Regions from separate parts of the Mus musculus genome. Here regions 2, 3 and 4 are each linked to region 1. Evidence: chromatin contacts called from ENCODE Hi-C or POLR2A ChIA-PET data. All regions are on one chromosome and are shown on one strand. Each heading gives the region's core, a stretch centred on a gene start or an enhancer-like site at or near the end of the contact. The rest is flanking DNA. Distances are from core to core; before and after follow the strand shown.

The links. Hi-C counts contacts between places; a loop is a spot of excess contacts on that map. ChIA-PET counts read pairs that join two places held with the same protein, here RNA polymerase II (POLR2A).
Region 2: a map of T-helper 17 cell shows a loop between it and region 1 (6-fold over the local background). The contact joins the promoter of Cct6a here to the promoter of Rabgef1 in region 1. A Hi-C loop is called at or near these places in 1 of 37 maps with a recorded cell type or tissue (T-helper 17 cell). POLR2A ChIA-PET finds 5 or more read pairs at or near these places in 1 of 5 experiments (Patski).
Region 3: POLR2A ChIA-PET joins it to region 1 with 19 read pairs in Patski. The contact joins the promoter of Chchd2 here to the promoter of Rabgef1 in region 1. POLR2A ChIA-PET finds 5 or more read pairs at or near these places in 2 of 5 experiments (Patski and embryonic stem cell).
Region 4: a map of heart shows a loop between it and region 1 (2.2-fold over the local background). The contact joins the promoter of Nupr1l here to the promoter of Rabgef1 in region 1. A Hi-C loop is called at or near these places in 3 of 37 maps with a recorded cell type or tissue (gastrocnemius, heart and v-Abl transformed pro-B cells). POLR2A ChIA-PET finds 5 or more read pairs at or near these places in 2 of 5 experiments (Patski and embryonic stem cell).

What each region holds. Positions count from the first base shown.
Region 1 is chr5:130,170,479-130,173,227 of GRCm38, reverse strand. It overlaps Rabgef1 (RAB guanine nucleotide exchange factor (GEF) 1), which reads right to left and starts at 1,409. Exons shown (of 9, transcript NM_001199059.1): 1 at 1,334-1,409.
Region 2 is chr5:129,786,026-129,788,774 of GRCm38, reverse strand. It overlaps Cct6a (chaperonin containing Tcp1, subunit 6a (zeta)), which reads right to left and starts at 1,419. Exons shown (of 13, transcript NM_009838.2): 1 at 1,200-1,419; 2 at 478-541. The coding sequence starts at 1,336. It overlaps Psph (phosphoserine phosphatase), which reads left to right and starts at 1,522. Exons shown (of 8, transcript NM_133900.4): 1 at 1,522-1,820.
Region 3 is chr5:129,886,116-129,888,864 of GRCm38, reverse strand. It overlaps Chchd2 (coiled-coil-helix-coiled-coil-helix domain containing 2), which reads left to right and starts at 1,395. Exons shown (of 4, transcript NM_024166.6): 1 at 1,395-1,667. The coding sequence starts at 1,618.
Region 4 is chr5:129,907,125-129,909,873 of GRCm38, reverse strand. Nupr1l (nuclear protein transcriptional regulator 1 like) reads right to left here and starts at 1,334. Exons shown (of 3, transcript NM_026916.3): 1 at 953-1,334. The coding sequence starts at 1,282. The coding sequence ends at 974. It also overlaps a transcript of Zbed5 not described here.

The DNA.
Region 1 (2,749 bases), core at 160-2,659:
ATAAACACACAAATCAAAATAAATAAATAATCCCCCCAAACAGTAACTCTCAGAGGCTGAATAGAAACTGGGACTGTAGCTCAGTTAAACAGCCCCTATCTAACATGTGTAAACCTTAAAGTCAGTCATCACCAAGTAACAAGCAAGCTTCTTCTCCCCCCAAAACAGTCTATGTAGCCTGGACTGTCCTGGAACTCACTCTGTAGACCAGGCCTGTTCAAACTCATAGAGATCTGTCTCTGCCTCCAGCATTCTGGTATTAAAGGTGTGAGCCACCGCCACCACCGCCCAGTAACAAGCTTGACAAGACCATTTTATTTTAGCCTCTTCTTTCTTTTAACTGCGACTCTGGTGGGCGGGAGGATCGAATATTACTCTGTAGTATAGGCTGGCCTCAAACTCACTACATAGCCCCGTTGACGTCAAAACTCCCAAGACTGTTGTTCCTGACTCAATTTCCAAATACTGGGATGTCAGAAGTGGGTGACTAATTGGGTCTTCCTTTGAAAAGTAATTCTAGGTTTGTAGGTTAAAAGACCCAACAGTTAACTTCCAGGAGGTGGCAGGGGGTGGGGGGACCATAGGGGCTCTTACCACAAAACTAGGTGACGCTGTAAAACTTATGCCAGTGTCACATCTAAACTCCACAGACAGACCGAGCCTACCACATCCAGCAACACATTTCCCAACCACAGAGGTTGGTCATCAGCTCTGAGACACAGCCAGCTGCCAATGACCTAGTCTCCAAGGCGCTTCCCTCTATGGAGCCAACTTCCGCGAAGGGATGGAAGGACATCCCCTTGGCTCTCCCTTCCAGACAGCTCGGAATCAGGGACTGCCTTTATTATTATTTTCCATAAAAGGGTCTTCCTCAGTGGCAGAGGGCTGACCTCAAAACTCGCGGCAATCCTCCTGCCTCAGCTTCAGGACTTCTCATTCAGAGACACCCATAACCTTGGCCTCTAGCACCTGGGACGAGTATTCAAAACCCCGCGCCACAGCAGCCGCACCAGCCCCGGGACCCACGCGGGCTCCGGATGGGACCCGCCCGGCTGCAACCACAACTCCGGACTCGGACAGGATCGGAGCGGCAGCCGACGACCGGGGAGCGTGTCCTCCCGGGAGCCCGAGTCCCGCCGAGCTGGGAAGAACTCGGCCGAGCTGGAGAGGCCGAGAGCAGCAGCAGAGCTCCGGCGGCCTGGCCCTATGCGCCCGCCCGCCCTCCCGGCTGAGAGGCGGAACGGAGCGGCCCCGGTCAGCGCGCGGCCGGACACCGCCGCCGCCGCCCCGCTCCGTGTGGGAACGCGCCTCCGGAGCCCCCGTCCCTCCGAACCTGCTCCGCGGCTCCGCCGGCGTCCGACCGCCGCTCCCAGCGCCCCTTCAGTCACTCGGCTCCCTGCCCCGCCCCTGCCCCCGCACGCCCCGCCCCCGGCACCGCGAGCACGCGCGCGGTGCGTACGCGTGGCGTCATTTCCGTGACGCTTCGGACTTCCGGGGACTGGCTGGCGGCTGGCCGGAAAAGATTGCAACGCTCCGGAGGCTGTCCACCCGAAGGGGCAGTCCCTGAGGGCAGGGGACACCGAGTGACCGTGAGGCCCTCGCTGACGTGTCTGTGACTCGCGAGAAGCCGCGGTTTCCCCTGTCATTCCTCATTCCGTCTACCAGCTTCTGCTTGCATTAGCCTGAGGGCGACAAGGAGCCCCGAGGACAGCCATACACGAAACGGGACATCAAAGTCTGGGACCAGGAGACATCTCCCAGCGCTTAGCGAATGCGGCCGCCAGAAGGAAATACAAACACACCTTTCCCCTAGTGAGCAGTTAGCAGGGAATAGATAGTCAGGAAAAAGATCGAGAGGGAAAAGTTTAGCACATGACTGCCTGTCTGTAAAGATAGATAACGCTCCCACTGGACAGTTGACATGCCACCTCACTAGCTTTTGTTATCTCCCTGGGCCAAGAACCGTCGGGGTGGAGGAGATGAAGTTATAGGATAGGGGAGGAGAGAATTCAGAATGAACCCTACAAATGAGCAACCCAGAGTCCGTGAGACTGGCTCTCAGCTCTGGAAAAAACAAAAAACAAAAACAAAACACTGTTCCCAGCAGAATTTTTTTTTTAACCCCTGTCTCAATAAATGCCTGTTTTCACCTTTTCTGACTCTGCTATTTTGTTTTTCACTCCTGGGCACTCGTCCATAGAAAGAACCTGGTCACCTGGGCAGATGGCCCACAGAAATGAACACTCCTGGCTTGCTCTTTTTAAGAGCAGGACTTGAAACTGATTCAATTTAGGAGAATCTTAAGGAAATTGGTCCAATAGCAACTAGGCTGTGATCCCAGCCTGGCTAGGTGGAGACAGGAAGTTCAGGAGTTCCCATCTCTAGTGTTCTTGGCCTGGGCAAATATAAGGAAGGTTGTGGGGTATAGCTTTATAATGAGAGCACATGATGATGCAGGAGTTGTGAGAATAAAAGGATCTTTCATGACCCAGCTGTGCTTGGCACAAGGCTGTAGGGTGCCAGACAGGGTCAGGTTGGCCTAGGGAAGTGGCTCCAAGTTGGATGTTTAAGGTCTATGAAGATTAAAGAAAGACACAGACAAATGAGGTGAAAGCGAGTTTTATGAAAGAGGATTACAAGTAAAGAGGGCCAGAGAGATGTTTCAGTGTGTAAAAGGTTTCCCATTCAGGCTTGACAACCTAAATCCAAATCCTGGAACTGACCTGACAAAAAAAAGAAGGAGGGGATG
Region 2 (2,749 bases), core at 170-2,669, 380 kb after region 1:
GCAGGGCTGCACAGTGAGATTTATCTTAAACAAACAAAAGTAAGATTTTCATTTCTCCTGCAGTTGAGTGGAAAGATGAGCATTTATTTTTTGGTTTTCTTTCCCATTGCCCTGTTTTTGAGACAAGGTCTCACTATGCTTATGTAGCTCTACCTGGTTTTGAACTCAAGAGATCTGGCTGAGTGCCGGGATTATAGCTATGTGGTACAATATTTAGCTAAAGTAGAGATAACAATATTCTTTTATACAATTTTTTATTTTAGCCCAGACTACAAAGTAGACCCCCCCAAAACAAACAAAAAACCCAAGGATCCAAACACATGTGTCACATTTGACAGAGTTCCTCACCCACTAAAGCACTTCCTATATTTCTGCCTGAAAGACATGATGACCTGATGAAGAATTTTATTCACCTCAAATGGAGCAAGAGGTCAAAAAAAAAAATTTTTTTTTAAACCCAGCCCGGCAGCCTCTTACCATTTCATGAAGCAGCACATTGCCATCTTTAGTAAGTTTGATGTCTCCAGCACCAGATACAAGCCTGCCAAATGGGAAGGAATTGATGAGCAAGGATGTGACTTTTTCTAATTAAAACAAAACAAGTAAGAATTCCACAAAGCAGCCAAGGGGAGGTAATGTATATCCCCCATCCCCTCTTGAAGGCAAGTGAATCACAGGGAGTTCCAGACAAGCCGTAACTTATCAGTCAGACCCGATCTCAACTAAATACATAAAGAAAATTCCCACAAAAAAGAATGAGGTGTAAAGGGAACCAAAGGAGGCTATGAAATATACGACTCCAAAGCAACCGCAATTTGAGGAACGGATACGAGAGGCGAGAAAAGAGAGTGAATTAAGACTAATTAAAAAAAAATCCAAGCGCTATGTCTCAGTGAACTTTATTCATTTGCTAGCTAACGAGGTAACAAAAACAGATCCCCTGAAATTTGGACTTTACTCCTACATCCCAGTAAACTCGGGGCCCGGGGCTGGGTTCGGGAAGGTTGCACACGCCACTCTCTTCCTCTATAAGAAATAGGTGCAAATGCCAACCCCGAAAGGCGCGGATTCGGGGGGTTTGGATGGGATGCAGCCCAGACATGGGAGAAAGAAAACGCTAGCGCGAAGGCCTGGAGGCAGCGACTCGAGTTTGCGGCCATCGAGCCGCCAGGCCCGCCCTCCCGCCAGCCCGGGCTTACATCTTCATGGTGCCCTTAGGCCCCAAGTTGGTCCTCAGAACATCCTGCAGGCCCCGAGCCGCGCTGATGTTCACCGCCAGCGCTGCCTGGGCCCGGGCCACCTCGGCCTTCGGATTTAGGGTCTTTACCGCCGCCATGGCTGGCCTAGCTCCGGGAGAGGCCGAGAACAACGTGCTCTCTGCGGGGTCTTCTCGAAAAGTCTTACGCACCCGGCCCGCCCCCGGCGTGCCCACAGAGCACCTCCATTGGGTGGCGACCCTCCTGCCGCCCGCTGATTGGCTTAATCCAACGCTGGTCTCTCTAAGACCCGCCCACCACGCCCAGTTGCGACGTCATTGCGCATCTGAGAAACTGGTTCTCCCGTCATCGGCACTCTGGATCTTAAGGTTCCGTTGTGCTCGCCCCCCAGCGTCACGGTTCGGCGCTTTTAAGAGTTTGCAGCGTGGAGGCTGCGCGGCTCCGCGGTGCAGGAAAAGCCCTGCAGGTCGTGTGTGAGGGATGCTTCGGCCTCTGCACTCGACTGGGTGTGACAGGAAGCAGAGGCGTCGGCCTCTAGTTGCAGGGTGTCTCTAGCTACTGGACTCCGGGATGCTTCCCTCACACTCTCGCGAGATTTCCCAGGTTCATTTTTTTTTTTTCCTTGCCTGTTTTATCCGTAAATTGGGGAGCACAGAAAATGGAGCCTTCCCCTGTACCCTGGTCGTTTTAAGACCCCGGAGGTTGACGGGAGGACTACGCTAGGTAGAAAGTACTAGATGGCTTTAGGAGTGGTGCGATGGGCGTTGAGGAGACTCAGGATCAGTCTGTTCTTAGGGCCCAGGTCATTGAGGCAGCTTGAAAACTAAAATGGATTTTGTTTTAATTTTTTTAAAATAATGAAACAAATAGTAATCCTTGTTTCATTCTATGTCCCAGCTAGACCACGAACTGTCTAACACGGACTGGTATTCTAACTCGTAGCAGTCCTGCTTCAACTTCCAAAGTGGTATGAGCTACTAAGCCTGCTAAAAACTAACAACTAATGGCTGGACAGTGGTGCCCAGTCTTTGAAAGCATTCTTTTAAACATTTTTTTAAAAAGAAAATAATATTAAGCGTATAAGTGTTTTTCCTGTCTGTATGTTGAGCACTTAACATATAGATACGTACTGAATTTTTAAACATGTATATGAATATGAATCACTTCTCCACACAGATGACAACTCGTAATGCCATTGGACGTATTCCACTGAGCTATATATACTGAAGGCTTTGCCATTTTGATAGGAAAGAAAAATTCTTATTCTTCTACTATACAGAGCCAGGCATAGTCACAACACGGGAGGCAAGCAGATCTCTGTGAGTTCAAGGCCAGCCTGGTCTGCATAGCAAGTTCCAGGCCAGCCGTGGCTACATAGGAAGACCCTGTCTAAAGAAAACAGAACTATAGGGTATGTAGCTCAGAGGATGAGTGCCGGTTTAACCGGTACAAAGGTCCTGAATACAGGAAATTTAAAAAGGAAAGAGAAACAACCAGTCACATGGCTGACATTTAGTTATTCCCAAACCTCT
Region 3 (2,749 bases), core at 146-2,645, 280 kb after region 1:
TAGTTCCCCAGGGGTAACAGAGCTGAAAATGGTTTTCACGGACTGTCACCAGTGATCGCTTTCCCACTGCCACAGAACAACTATGATAAGATCTCCTTTCATACACAGTGCCTGACAAGGTGGCAGAGGAAAACTCTTCCCCCATTCCCCTGGGCATTTGGTGGGGAGGAGAGTCCCCTGTTTCTCCATCAGATGGCCTACTGCTACTCTGTAGGACTATATGACCTCATGGGCAATGTGTAGGAATGGTCTTCATCCACATTACGAGGACAAGAGTGTTTTCCAGGAAGCATCATGGATTGACACTGCAGATATCTCTGCCAATCAATGGGCTCAGGTCACCAACATCCTCTGTGGTGAGAGCTTATGGGACCACAAGCCTCTGTGGCCACAGTTGAGGAGACTTCTAGATTCAATGATTCTCAACTTTCCTAATGCTGCAACCCTTTTATACAGTTCTGGATACTGGAATGTGGGCATCTCTGCATTTGAGCAGTCTTACGTGGAAAAGAGCAGTAACTCAGTCCCTAAATCACAGTCTGAAACCCACAGGTTGAGGACAACAGCTTTAGAGGCCTGTTCTTTGATATGCAGATGATCTTACTGGCTAGTATTAAGTCAGGATGGTCTTCTTTTATTATGGAAATAGCGCTTAATTGAAGACGAGCCTTGGTAAATATGAGCAGAAAATTTCTCTGCAACAGAAACTTGAATTATGTACAGAATTTTCTTTCTCATAGTTTCTTTTTTTTTTAAGATTTATTTATTTATTATATGTAAGTACACTGTAGTTGTCTTCAGACACACCAGAAGAGGGTGTCAAATCTCGTTATGGGTGGTTGTGAGCCACTTTGTGGTTGCTGGGATTTGAACTCCGGATCTTTTGAAGAGCAGTCAGTGCTCTTCTCCGCTGAGCCATCTCATCAGCCCCTTTTTCATAGTTTCTAATAAGCTCGGCTAGTTCACTATCTTCCAGACATGTTGGGAGCAGAGCTCCTTTAGCGAAATTCTGCTTATGTAATTTAATATTTCCAAACACGTTTATTAGTAAATTCTTTATAACAGAAAAACAGAGTTTTTCCTGCGTGACCAGTACTAGGAGGCTGAGACGTGAGAACAGCGAGATCCAAGGCAACATCCGTTACCGGAGGCATTGTCCCAAAACAAAACAGAGAAGGGTTAAGTAAACAGCCCAAGAGCAGACCCCAGTAAGCCCCTAATCCAGTTTACTTGAGAGGCTAAGGCAGGAGACAGTGAAAATCAAGGTCAGTCAGGTTGTGGAGTAGGCCAGCCGGCCATCGGAAGCAAAAACCTAACCTCCACCATTGAATCGGAGGACAAAATTTGAGAGTGCAACCCCAGGAACTTCCGGTTAGCCTTAGCTCCTCCTCGCCAACTTCGTAACTTCCGGGCCTAGGACGCTGAGTCCAGGCTCTGCCCATTACTGATATCTCCTTTGTCCAATAACCTTTAGCGCCCGAGCTTTTCCTGATTTCTTATTGGTTGCCCGGTGAGGTACCGCCTCCACCCTTCCTCTCTCCTTGGTAGAAATTGCTGGACGCTTCTGTACGTTTCGCAGTTTGTCTTCGCTGATCGGTGAGACTTCGAGCAGTTAGGATGCCGCGTGGAAGCCGAAGCCGCACTTCCCGGGTGACTCCTCCGGCCAGGTGAGACCCTCGGGGCCGGGAACCGAGCGCGGGCCGCCAGGGCAAGGTTCTGTAGCCTGAGGGCTGCGAAGGCGACCGGTGAAGAGACGGAGCGAGCGGTCGGGAAGGGATCCGCTGGTGGGGCGGACTTCCTGAGAACAGGGACATGGTCGGTGCACTCGGGGAGAGGACTCTGAAACGTGACCTTTTCCCTAGACAGGCTGGGGGAAGGGCTGTCGAGGGCGTAGTATACAAGGAGGCGAGGAAAGAAAGATGCGTGGTAAACTCTTGGCCAGGGGTGGGGGTGGGGTGGTTTTTGTATTTTCTTTGTTCTACTCACTGCGTTTTTGAGTCTCAGGTTAGCCTTGAACTTTATGGCCTCGCTTGGCCTTCCTTGATTTTCCTGACTCCGCTTCCTTAGGGCTGGGATTGCCGGCTTTAAAGATTTTCTTTTCTTTTATTTATTTATTTTTTTAAGGAAAAAGAAACAAAGAAAATTGCGGGCTGTGTGTAGAGGGCCGAAAATTTAAAGCTATGTCTTTCCATCACTTGGGTCCAAGATGTCTACCATTTTGTGGTAAACGATCTATTGAGCTACCTTGCCGGCCGACCTAAAAAACAAATAGGAAATTGTTGACACCCCTCCCCCCAGTCCAGATTCTGAGGTCCCTCCTTGGGGTAATAAAATCGTAGAAAACTAAAATTGTGCTCATACTGGGAGTGAACCTCGGGAGTGCATGTTGTAGCGCATGCGTCATCTGTCATCAAGATAGTCCCTTGTGCCTCCTTCTCCCGGAAGGCAAGCGGGGGTTGCAACCAGTTCAAGGCTAGCAAGGCTACCCATAGAGAGATTCCTGTCCAGAACCCCCCCAAAAATATGAGTCAAAGTTGCAGCTCAGGCAGGTCACTTTCCCTAGATTTTTCTTTTTGGATTGGCGTGGTGGTTTGTTGTTTCCTTGAAAGGGGTTTTCACTATGGCCCTGGCTGGCCTTGAACTCCAAAGAGGCTGCCCGCCTCTGCCTCCCAAGGACTGGGATTAAAGGTATGGGCTACCAGACCTTGCCCACGGCACCCTAACCCGGCCCCCACTTTTTTTTTTTTTT
Region 4 (2,749 bases), core at 85-2,584, 260 kb after region 1:
GTCAGTGCGGGGATTTTTCTCAACGCTCAGCTCACTGTGGGCGGTATCACCCGGGGCTGATAGTCCTGGGAGGTACAAGAAAGGTAACTGAACATGAACCTCTGGGAACTGTGCTTCCGGTTCCTGCCTCTGGGTTCCTGCCCTGACTTCAGGAAGGGCTGTAAGCTTTAAGGTGAAACAACCCCTTTCCTGCCCAAGTTGCAAGCAAAAGTTCACGGTGTTTATTACAGCAATTGGAAGCAAACAAGGAGGAGGGGCAGTTTTGTTTTGGGACAGTGCCTCAAAGAGTGTTCCTGGTTGGCCTCCAATTCCAGCGGTCTCCTGAGCACAGAGGCTGGAGATGGATTACAGGTGTGAGCCACCCTGCCAAGATGGATTTCCTCGGACATTTCCCTATATTTCCAATGTAGACTTTTCTCACACAATTGCAAACTTCCAAACGGTGGAGACTTTCACCAGCAGCCGGGAAACCCCTGGGTCGGGGATCGGGAGCCAGCACAGTTATGATTAACGCTGGGAAGTCTCAGAAGCAGATGACAGGTGAATATGGTGGCCAGACCTGTCATCTCAGGACTAGAGAAGCTGAGGCTTGCTACACACCATGGAATCCTGGGCTACGGGCATCATCAATAAAACAAAACCACACAGCAGGGAATCATGGCCCATGCTTGAAACTTTAGCATTTTAAGGTAAACGCTGGAGGGGTGATGAGTTCGAGGTCAGTTTAGGAGACAGTGTCAGAAATGAGAAGAAAAGGAAAGGAAAAGAGAAGAGAGTAAAAAAAGAATTGGACATTGTGGCTCATGTCTTAGCATCCCAGCCCATCCATGGAAGCTGGATGCAGGACAATCTGGAGTCCAAGGTAATCCTCTGCTACACACTGAGTTCGAGGCCGACCTGAGATATACATTCTACTCCCTACCCAACACCAATGGGCTCCGCCTGCCCATACCCGCTCAAGCGTGGCGTGTGCTCAGGCCAGGCGTGTGCGCGGCCGCGGTTGCAGCTGGCGCTGGCGCCGCTTGCGCTGCCCGTTGAGCAGTATCTGCGCCACCTTGCGCTCGTGGCCGCCGGGCACCGGGTAGTTGGTGCGTAGCTGCTGCTCGCGCCGCGTCCGGCCCTTGCTGCGTCCAGCCCCAGAGGCCGGGAAGTCACGCAGGTAGTAGTAATCCAGGCAGTCGTACACCTCCTCTTCGAAGCCGACGGTGGGCAGCGCCTCCGGCGGCGGCGGGCGGGCTCGAGTCCTTGGGCCGGAGACAGAAGGACGAGTTGGAGGGTCCATCGCCGATGCGCTCCGCCCGCCGCCGCCGCTGGTCACTCCGCCGGAATGCCCCACCCAGTGCTCCTATTGGCTCCGCTGTAGGGAGCGCTCTGTGACCTCACAGGGGGCGTGGCTTCCATGCTTCTTTGTTCCAGATGCGGAATTGTGTTTCTTCGCGGGGTCCGAATTGTAAATAAGTATAATAAACCTGGTTTCGCTGGTTAAAACCTGAAGGGACGGAATTGGGGAATGTGACTCAGTAGAGTGCTAGCATGCACAAAGGCCTGGGTTCCATCCCCATCACTGTATAAGTCAGGTGTGGTTGTGCACACACCTATAATCCTAACACTGCGATAAAAGACGAGGAGCTCTGGCCAAATGAATTTGCTAGCCTAGTTTGGGTTCATTTGTGCAAAAAGAAAACTGGCTTGCTGAATTGCTTTAACTTTGTTCTTGTGACAAGAAAATTCTCTTCACGACATTACTATTTCATTGTTATAACCAAATGTTTGGCAATAATCTGTTTAGGGAAGGTTATTTTTTTGGCTCATCGTTTGAGAATACAATCAGCTAAGACACGGTGGGCAGGATCTTGAGGCTACTTATTCAATCTGCATTCGTCCATTAGGAAGCAAAGAAAGGGGAATTCTAGCATCTTGCTTGTGTTTTTTTTTTTTTTTTTTTTTTGGTACCCCCCCCCCTCCATTTTTATTCAAGTTCCCAGCCTACTGATGATGCAGCTACATTCAAGGTGGGTTGTCTCTCTCCAATCTATAATCTCTGGAAATTCCCTCAACAAATCTACACAAAGGCATGCTTCATAAGTTAAGAAGACAGACTTACTAAACATCACAAGTAGCATGTTAGAGCCAAGGGGCTGGAGAGGGTTTAGTGGTTATGATCTTGCAGAGGATCTGGGTTCTACTCCCAACACTCACATGGTAGCTCAAAACTGTCTACATCTCCAGTCCCAGGGGACCTGAAGCCCTTTTCTGGCTTCCTGGGGCATACATACAAGCAGGCAAAACACTCATTCACACAAATAAATGCATGTAAATGTAAAAGTAATGTGTGTGCACATGGATGTTGTGAGACCCTGGCTTAAAGCATTTCTCCCTGAAAGGTAAACCCCTAAAACATTTCCCCAAGCTTGTTTTCCCTGATCTTTAAAAATACAGCTAGAAAGAAGCTCTTTGTTCTCTATAGCCAGCAAAAGGCTTTTTTGTTTCTATACTGTACAACCAGAGATGCCGGCCTTCCTGTGCCGAGGACACAGAGATAAAAATTCAGAAAGAACTCACTCCCCACTCCTGTCTTGTCACCAAGGACACCCGGAAGAGAAGAACTCCTCCCAACTCCTCCCAATTCCTCAGCTAGCTGTTAAAAGCCCCCTACTGTCACCTCTGGGGTCGAACTCCCCTGCCCTGCGAGGCTCCAGGGGTTCGTCCTCAGCTAGCTGATAATAAAACCTCTTGCAGCTTGCATCAG